Regions from separate parts of the Homo sapiens genome. Here region 1 is linked to region 2. Evidence: chromatin contacts called from ENCODE Hi-C data. All regions are on one chromosome and are shown on one strand. Each heading gives the region's core, a stretch centred on a gene start or an enhancer-like site at or near the end of the contact. The rest is flanking DNA. Distances are from core to core; before and after follow the strand shown.

Evidence for each region. A loop is a pair of places that touch in the nucleus more often than their neighbours do.
Region 1: a loop to region 2 is called in a map of PC-3, with 7 times the contacts of the local background. The contact joins the enhancer-like site here to the promoter of LINC02758 in region 2. A Hi-C loop is called at or near these places in 1 of 168 maps with a recorded cell type or tissue (PC-3).

The regions. Positions count from the first base shown.
Region 1 is chr11:28,617,837-28,621,773 of GRCh38, reverse strand. The region is part of intron 4 of LINC02758 (long intergenic non-protein coding RNA 2758); the gene reads right to left. Among named protein-coding and RNA genes, the nearest start is that of LINC02758, 81 kb to the right of the region's middle. Within about 2 kb of position 1,458, at least 3 of the 41 ENCODE cell types and tissues checked have a DNase peak (open chromatin) inside an H3K27ac peak, as active enhancers do; they include PC-3, where a contact is called at or near this core.
Region 2 is chr11:28,536,958-28,541,106 of GRCh38, reverse strand. LINC02758 (long intergenic non-protein coding RNA 2758) reads right to left here and starts at 2,160. Exons shown (of 8, transcript XR_002957243.2): 1 at 1,321-2,160.

The DNA of each region.
Region 1 (3,937 bases), core at 209-2,708, 81 kb before region 2:
AAGAAGAGAAGGGAGGTGGGGAGGAATGGGTCCTTTTGGAGGCTGATCTTGTCCCAGATCTGAGTAACTCCAGCCTTTCCTTACAAGTCTGTCCAAAGAGTGCCCTTTGCTGCATCCCTACCCTAAACCCATCACCTCAATTAAACCTTCCCTAACTCTCCAACATACAGCAATCTCTCTGGCTCTCCTACTAACCACCATACCACTTACTGACCATACATCCATTGGTACTAAGTACTGACCACTTTGCCACAAACTGCTGTGACTGAGTTGTCATGCATTTTCTTATTTAACAATAGAAGCAAGCCTTCACTTTCCTCCCCAACCAGATTGAAAGGTCAGGGATTATATTGTGTACTTCTGTATATGCCCTTTATACTTTTGCAGCATTAAGCACAGTGCTGTTTGTGATTAAGATATCAAGAATCAGGGCCAGGCATGGTGGCTCCTGCCTGTAATCTCAATGTTTTGGGAGGCCGAGGTGGGCAAATTACTTGAGGTGAGGAGTTAGAGACCAGCCTGGGCAACATAGTGAGACCCCATCTCTTTCAAAAAAGTTTTTTAATCACTGGGTGTGGAGCCACACACCTGTAGTCCTATTTACTCAGGAGGCTGAGGCAGGAGGATCTCTGGAGCCCAGAAGTTCAAGGCTACAGGGAACTGTGATCGTGCCACTACATTCCAGAAGAGGTGACAGAGAGAGATCTTGTCTCAAAAAAAAAAAAAAGAGAGAATCAATCAACAGATGAATAAATAGATCAAGTCTGGCTCATTCATGGAAAGACTCAGTGTAAAGGAATCTACTAAATAGACACAGGTAAGGCTTCCTACAGGAATCAACTTCTCCTGACCCGAAAACCCCAGAGTATCAGTGGCAGATCTTCACTTTACCCTCAACCAAATGACATTTGATAGACAGGATCAGGTGCTGGAAAATATGAGCCTCCATGGATCCTGTATCATACACTATCTATCTATGTCCTCTTATGTCTACATTTAGCTCATAATCTGCAATGCTATCCCCAGAGCTCCTAGGGTTATGTTTAGTACCACGGCTACTAGTCCCTATTAGGTTTAAATGGGATTGAGATGTAGGTTAAGTTGTAGTGAAGTGTCTGTTGTTTCAGAGAAAGAGTTTGGCCTCTGTGCATTTGACAAGTACGAGTGCACCCCCTTTCCTGTGATACGGGAATCAATGTAGAATATTCACAGCTACTACCACATTCAAGGAAAGATATTATAAGCCCTTAGGGCTTCAAGAACAATCAAGATATAAGTCTCCACTCTCAAAAGAGATTGCAGTCTAGAACTTGTGGTCAGCAAAGTGTCAGTTCACCAAAGAGTAGGAGTTCGGAAAAGGGAGTAAACATGTCAAAGGAAAAGGAACTTGAGTTGAGCACCAGTGTATACATGGGATTTAGTCAGTGAAAGAGGTTAGTTAGTGTGAGGTCATTCTAGGCTAAGGAAACTAAGAAAGCCACGTATAAAGGCAGGAATGTGCCAAACTCTTTAAGAAACAGTGTGAAAATCAATCATTTGCAAAACAGGTAAGTAAATGGATGGTTATTCACATAACAAGACTCACAGTAGCAGTCTCTTTAACAAAATTTGAAACCTATTACTACAGTCGTTTTAGAGGGTTGTTAGAAATCTACAGTTGTTTTAGGGAATTATTGGAAATCGGCACTGCATCTTTTAGGATTGCAGTATGAAGCTGCTTGTGAGGCTGCATTCATTGCTGAGAGCTGGAACAGTGCTTCTCGAATCTTAATACAAATATGAGTCATCCAGGGATTGTGTTAACATGCAAATTCTGATTCAATAGATAAGGGAGGTAGGTCCTGAAATTCTATATTTCTAACTAGCTCCTGACTGACATGGATGCTACTGGCCCATGAACCACACTTTTAGCAGCAAAGTGCTAGAACATCTTTCACTTTGTTGAAGAAATTCCTATCTATCATTACAGATATTTCATTAAACATTGTAGATGAGAGAATCCTTGGAAGAAAAGATTATATGTTGCAAAATGTATAAAAGAATAACGGTAATTAACTTTATCCCCTATATTGGTTCATACAGGGGCTGCTCACCATCAAATGTGTATTTCAGTCAGCACAACAATGTAGGACTTGTATGGCCTATAATAGGGATCACCAATCTACTGCCTATGGGCTAAATCCAGGCCCCCACTTGTTTTTATAAATAAAGCTTTATTGGAATACAGATACACCCATTCATTTACACATTGTCTATGGCAACCTTTATGCTACAATGTCAGAGTTAATTCATTGCCACAGAGACCACATGGCTCTCAAAATCTAAATTATTTGCTATCTGGCCCTTTTTTCTGTAACGTTTGCTGACTCCTGGGCCTGTAAGATTGAGGACATGATTTCTGAATGTCTTACTAGCTATGAATTTACACACTTAGCTGCCCTTTAAGTTTTCTGCCCTGAAACCCAAATGTTCACTTTCTGCCCTGAAATCCAAATGTCTAAGACAGTGTTTAGAAGAAATATAAAGTCCCCCCAAATTATCTTGTCCAGAAAATCCCTACATCATCTGACTAGTTGGAGAGATCATAGGAGATCTGAACCAAGAGGGCTTATATAAAACTCTTGGCAAATGCAAAACACTTTCAGCACATTTATATCCTTGGTGTTAGGTGTGATCTGTGAACGAATGGTGTGCTGGTTCAGGAGTAAATTCAAGCAAAGGCAACGTTAAACTGCAGGTATGTGGTTGTTTTCACCCATCCTGGAACCCAGATTAGAGTTTGGGGTCTGACCCATCTTACTTGATAAAAAGCTAATCCTTCTGGGAATCCTTGTTTCAGTGTCTATTCCAATCTTGTCATAGAATTATGAGAGCTTCAAAAACACAGGAAGTAAATCTCTGCTAACTACCTGGGGAATTTAAACTGTCCCAGAAAAGAGGCATTTTCCTGGATACTCTTCTAACCTGTTCCATTGGGCCTGGATTGGTAGATCATGAAGATCAAAAGGAAATTAGGAAGGATGCATGTGAAGGAGTGACAAGGGCAAAAGTAACGTGCCCTTAAAAGTTTGACATGAGGAAAGTAGAGGCCTCCTGAGAATTAAACTATAAAATCACCAGAAATGAATCATACTAAAAATATGAGAAGTCATGTTAAAGATTCAGAAAAGCACTTCCAGGCCTGTAAGACTTGACATTAATCCAGATGAAATTATTTGCGCATTTAAAGGGGGGAAAATGTGCCTGGCAACAGAAAAACTGCTCAGCAACAGAAGCCTGGAGTGGAGATGAAGATTTGAGAGTTAATATTTGTGGTACCCTTCTTTGCCCAGACCAGAGAAGAGGATGCTCAGGACTTGCCTCTTTGGGGATTTCGTCCTTCCTTTCTCCCTAACCTCTCTCCTTCTCTCCCCTCTCTAAAACTCCTCTTTCCCTTTCACCCATTCCCCTCTCTCCACCCCACTTTCTCTCTCTCATCTTCCCTTTTTCCTTTCCACAAATATGTATATAATATATATATTCCACATTAGGCCCTGTGCTGTACAGTCTGGGAATATAATATGGAAAAAAAATGGACATGATCTCCACTCTCAGGCAGCTCAGAAATCTAGTGGAGGAAGCAGGCATTAATCAAATAATGGTACATAGAAATGCATAATTGCTCTAAGTAATGCATGAGGTAAATGCTATAAAGCAGTAGCACAATGCAACCTTAGGGTCTTTGGGCTTGCTATTTCTCTTATCTAGAATCTGCTTTTCCTAGATACCCTTAAGGCTATCTCCTTACTTCCTTCAGGCCTCTGCTCAAACATCATTTATCAGTGGAACCTTCCCTGATAACCCTGTATGTAAAACAGCAACTTCCTCCTTCCTCACATCTCTTGTGCCATTTATATTTTCTCCAACATATTTATTACTTTCAGATATTACATATATG
Region 2 (4,149 bases), core at 911-3,410:
TATTACCTCCTCCAATAAAATCTTCTTTGATTATCTCAAAGGAACAGAAGCTCTCCCCATCTCTCACAAGTTACATCTCACTTTCCAATTTGTATTGTAATTTTCTATATTTGTCTTGGTAGCTACTGTGCTGAATAACCCCAGAATTTCAGTGGCTTAATAAAATAAAGATTTATTTGTGGCTCATATCATAATTCAGTGTGACTCAGTGGGGATGGGGCTGGGGGAAAGGAGACTCCAGGTTTCCCTGTTATTTAGGATTCCAGGTTTCCCCTCAATCAAGTGGCTGTGCCATCTCCTTGGACTACTCCAAAGGACCCTCTGAATCTGAGTAGTAACAAGAACAAAGGGCACAGAGAAGACTATACCCACTCAGCAACCTTGGCCTAGGAGTGACACACATTTCTTCTCACATTCCATTCATGAGAAGTGGTCACATGTCCTTACCTCAGGAAGAGTGAGCTGGGAGGATAAGCTAGCAGTGTACCCAGAAAGAAGAGAAAATGTGTTTGGTGAGTACCTAGCCAGTCTCTGCCACTGTCCTAACTACAGATTTCACCAGAATCCCCCCAAAACCCATTGTGTTGTCTTGAATATAAAATATATTCAATATTTATCCCCAAAATAAAAAGATTATGATGGTGAGAAGACTATTGTGATGAACCTTTCATTTCCTATTCTCTAGTCCTGCTGCTCTTGTAAGCCTCAGATTTCTTATCCTTCCACATGGAGAAAGTTTGATTTCTAGCTTTCTAATTAATTATGCCCTTCCATTATGGGCAATAGAGTCAGCAGCATATGCAGATATCCCCCGAGATCTCTTTCCCCTTGTCCCCTGCTATGGTGCCTGAAATGTATATGTTAGAGTCAATCACTCAGTTATGATGGCTAGAACCAACATCACACAGATCATATTTCTGTGAATTACCAGGATGTAATAAAATTGAAAATTAATAACAAATGATTTTTAGATAAAAGATAAATATCACTAACTTATTCTTTGGTAAAGGAAAAATCCTGACAGAAATTTTTAAAAACAATTTGAGCAGAACTCAATGAAAGTACTATATGCAAAAATCTGTGAAATGTAGCTAGAGCAGTACATAGAATAAAATGTATAGCTCTGAATACATTAATTGGGAAACAAGAAATATGACAGAAAGAAAACAACCACGATGTTGAAAGAGACAGTCTGTGGTAATGATAGGGGGTAACAGTAAGTGAATAAGGCTGTATAATAGACATGTATGACTGTCCCATAAATCAAGTGAACAGTATGGAAAGTAGCTGAGTGTGAACCATCTTACTCATAAGGCCTACCTGCCAAGTTAAAGTGTCCTTCAGCAAGAGGCTGTGGGGTGTATTTCAGAAAGCACAGCTGGGGAGGGTCAGATTATATCGTAGCATAACAAATATCCCCAATCAAGAACTAGTGCAGTGAGAAGGACCTTGTAGAGCTTCTGAAGAACATAAATAAGCAATTGAGAAAGAGGAAATAAGTATAAAAATAACAGAGATTTTCTTAGCATCATGAAAAAACTATAAACCACTCAACAACCATATTGAATTGTATTTTTAAAAATCTAGATGAAATTAATAAATTTCTTGAAAAACATACAAAAAGTCAAAATAAGCATAAAAAGAAATAGAACCCATGAATATGCCAAATCATCAAAAAAAAGATAGTAAAAACTTCCTTCTCTACCAATTCTCCCACTACTACCTAAGACATTTTAGGCCTGGATAGTTGCATGGGGTGAGTGTAACAAACAATATAAAAACAGATAACCACCATATGTTGTTCCAGAAAATGTAAAAGCAATAAAAGTTAGCTAACTCATTTTAAAAGCCAGTTTCACCCCTATATTAAAACCAGAGAAGTTCATAATAAGGACAAAAATGTAAGCCAATTTTACTTATATAATAGATACAAAAAAAAACCCCTGGGAAAACTAACCAAATTTAATAGCATACTTAAAAAATTATGACAAGATTTATTTTAGAAACTCCTGGATGGCTCAGTATCAAACAAACAATGTAATTTACTACATTAGCACTACGGAAGACAGTTCATATGGTCACTTTAAGAGATGCAGAAAAAGTGCTTGATAAAATTAATACATTTTGTTTTTTAAAAAATTCGTAGAAACAAGAAATAGAAAGAAACTATTAATTTTATTTAAACAATAATAAGGATAATAATAGCCTACCAAGAACCTAGGGCAAAACCATAATGATAAATTCTTAAATGTATATTTTTTAAAGTTAGGAAGAAGAAAAAGATGTGTGCTATCATTTCAGTTGTTTGACATGATACCAGAGGTACTGACCAATACAATAAGATGACAGGGAGGGAGGGAGGGAGAGAGAGAGAGAGAAAGAAAGAGAGAGAGAGAAGGAGAGAAACAGAGATAGAGATGGAAGGAGAAAGAGAGAGAGAAAGATAAACATATTGGAAAGGAAGACACAATGTTGTTACTATTTTTTATTTATTTTTATTTTTACTTACTTATTTTTTTGAGCCAGGGCTTCACTCTGTTGCCCAGGCTGGAGTGCAGTGGCACCATCTCGGCTCACTTCAACCTCTGCCTCCCCTGTTCAAACGATTCTCCTGCCTTAGCCTCCCATGTAGCTGGGATTACAGGCGTGCACCACTATGCTTGGCAGCTAATTTTTGTATTTTTAGTAGAGACAGGGTTTCACCATGTTGGCCAGGCTGGTCTCAAACTCCTGGCCTCAAGTGATCCACCTGCCTCTGTCTCCCAAAGTGCTGGGATTACAGGTGCGAGCCACCATGCCCAACCACATGAGCCACCGCGCCCGACCTATTTGAAAAAAACAGAACAAATAGTACATTTCCATGAGGGGCAGGGAGACAACAAGAAAATCCATAGTAAACCATTAGAATTCATAAGATTTGACCAAAGTAGCCAGAGACAAGATCAGTTCCCCAAAATGAGTAGCATCTGTCTTATCAGTGATAACCAGTAAATAACATGGCAATGAAAAAACAAACACATGTAGGAATTAATCTAATAGAAGTGACCAAGACCTTTATGGAGAAAAATTTTAAATGTTTTAAAATGACTCATCTCTCTCCCCATAAAACTTGAATAAACAAAGAAATATACTTCATTCTTGGAGGAGATAACAGCACTGTAAACTTGTTAACTTTAAACCAAATGACTATATAAATTTAATGTAGTTCCAATCTAAACAACACTGAGGACTTCAACAAGTTTATCCTAAGATTTTTTAATAAAAAATAAACATCCATTAATAAAACAATAATTAATAAATCACAGTAATCAATAGTGTGGTTGTGATACAGAGTCAACAAGTAGATGAATGAAACATGGTAGAAAACTTAGAAACGGATTCATTTGTGTGAGACCCTACCCTATGGTAGAGATGGCATCAAAGATCACTGACTGATGCATGAATTATTTAGATAATGATGTCAATAAAAAATGTTATATTTCCCACTTCGTATTATACATCAAAATTCAACACCAAATGGATTAAATGCCTAAATGGGAAAGGAAAAATTATAAAAAGATAAAAACTGAGGTAGAAAATTATTTTTGGTACTTTGACGATAAGAAAAATTTTCTTAATTTAAAAAGATTCAAAAATCAAAAGCCATGAGCAGAAAAATTAATGAATTTTCATAAAAATTAAAGATATCTGTTTAATGAACATCATTGTCAAAGTTAACAGATGAGTGGCAGACTGGGACAAGATATTTGCAATATCAAAATCTGACAAGAATTTAACATCTGAAGTATACGACAAACTCCATAGAACCCACCAAAAAAAGAGGACAAAAAACACAATGCTTACATGGTCAAAATTTAAACTTGCACAATTTGTATGTGATTCAGAGTTAAGGTAAGTGAACAGGCATTCAGTCTCTATAGCACTCAGAAGAATCCTGAATAAAGCAATAATTACATACCAATTTATACCCACAAGATTGAAAAAATTTGGAATGATGGATATGTAAAGTGTTGCTGAGAATGTCGCAAATCAGGAATTACTGATCTGCTACAGGGAGGGTAAACTGGTATATCCACTATGAAGAACAATGTGTACAGTCTAGCATTCCAGTTCCTGAGTATATAAGCCAAAGAAATTTGCACAAAATTC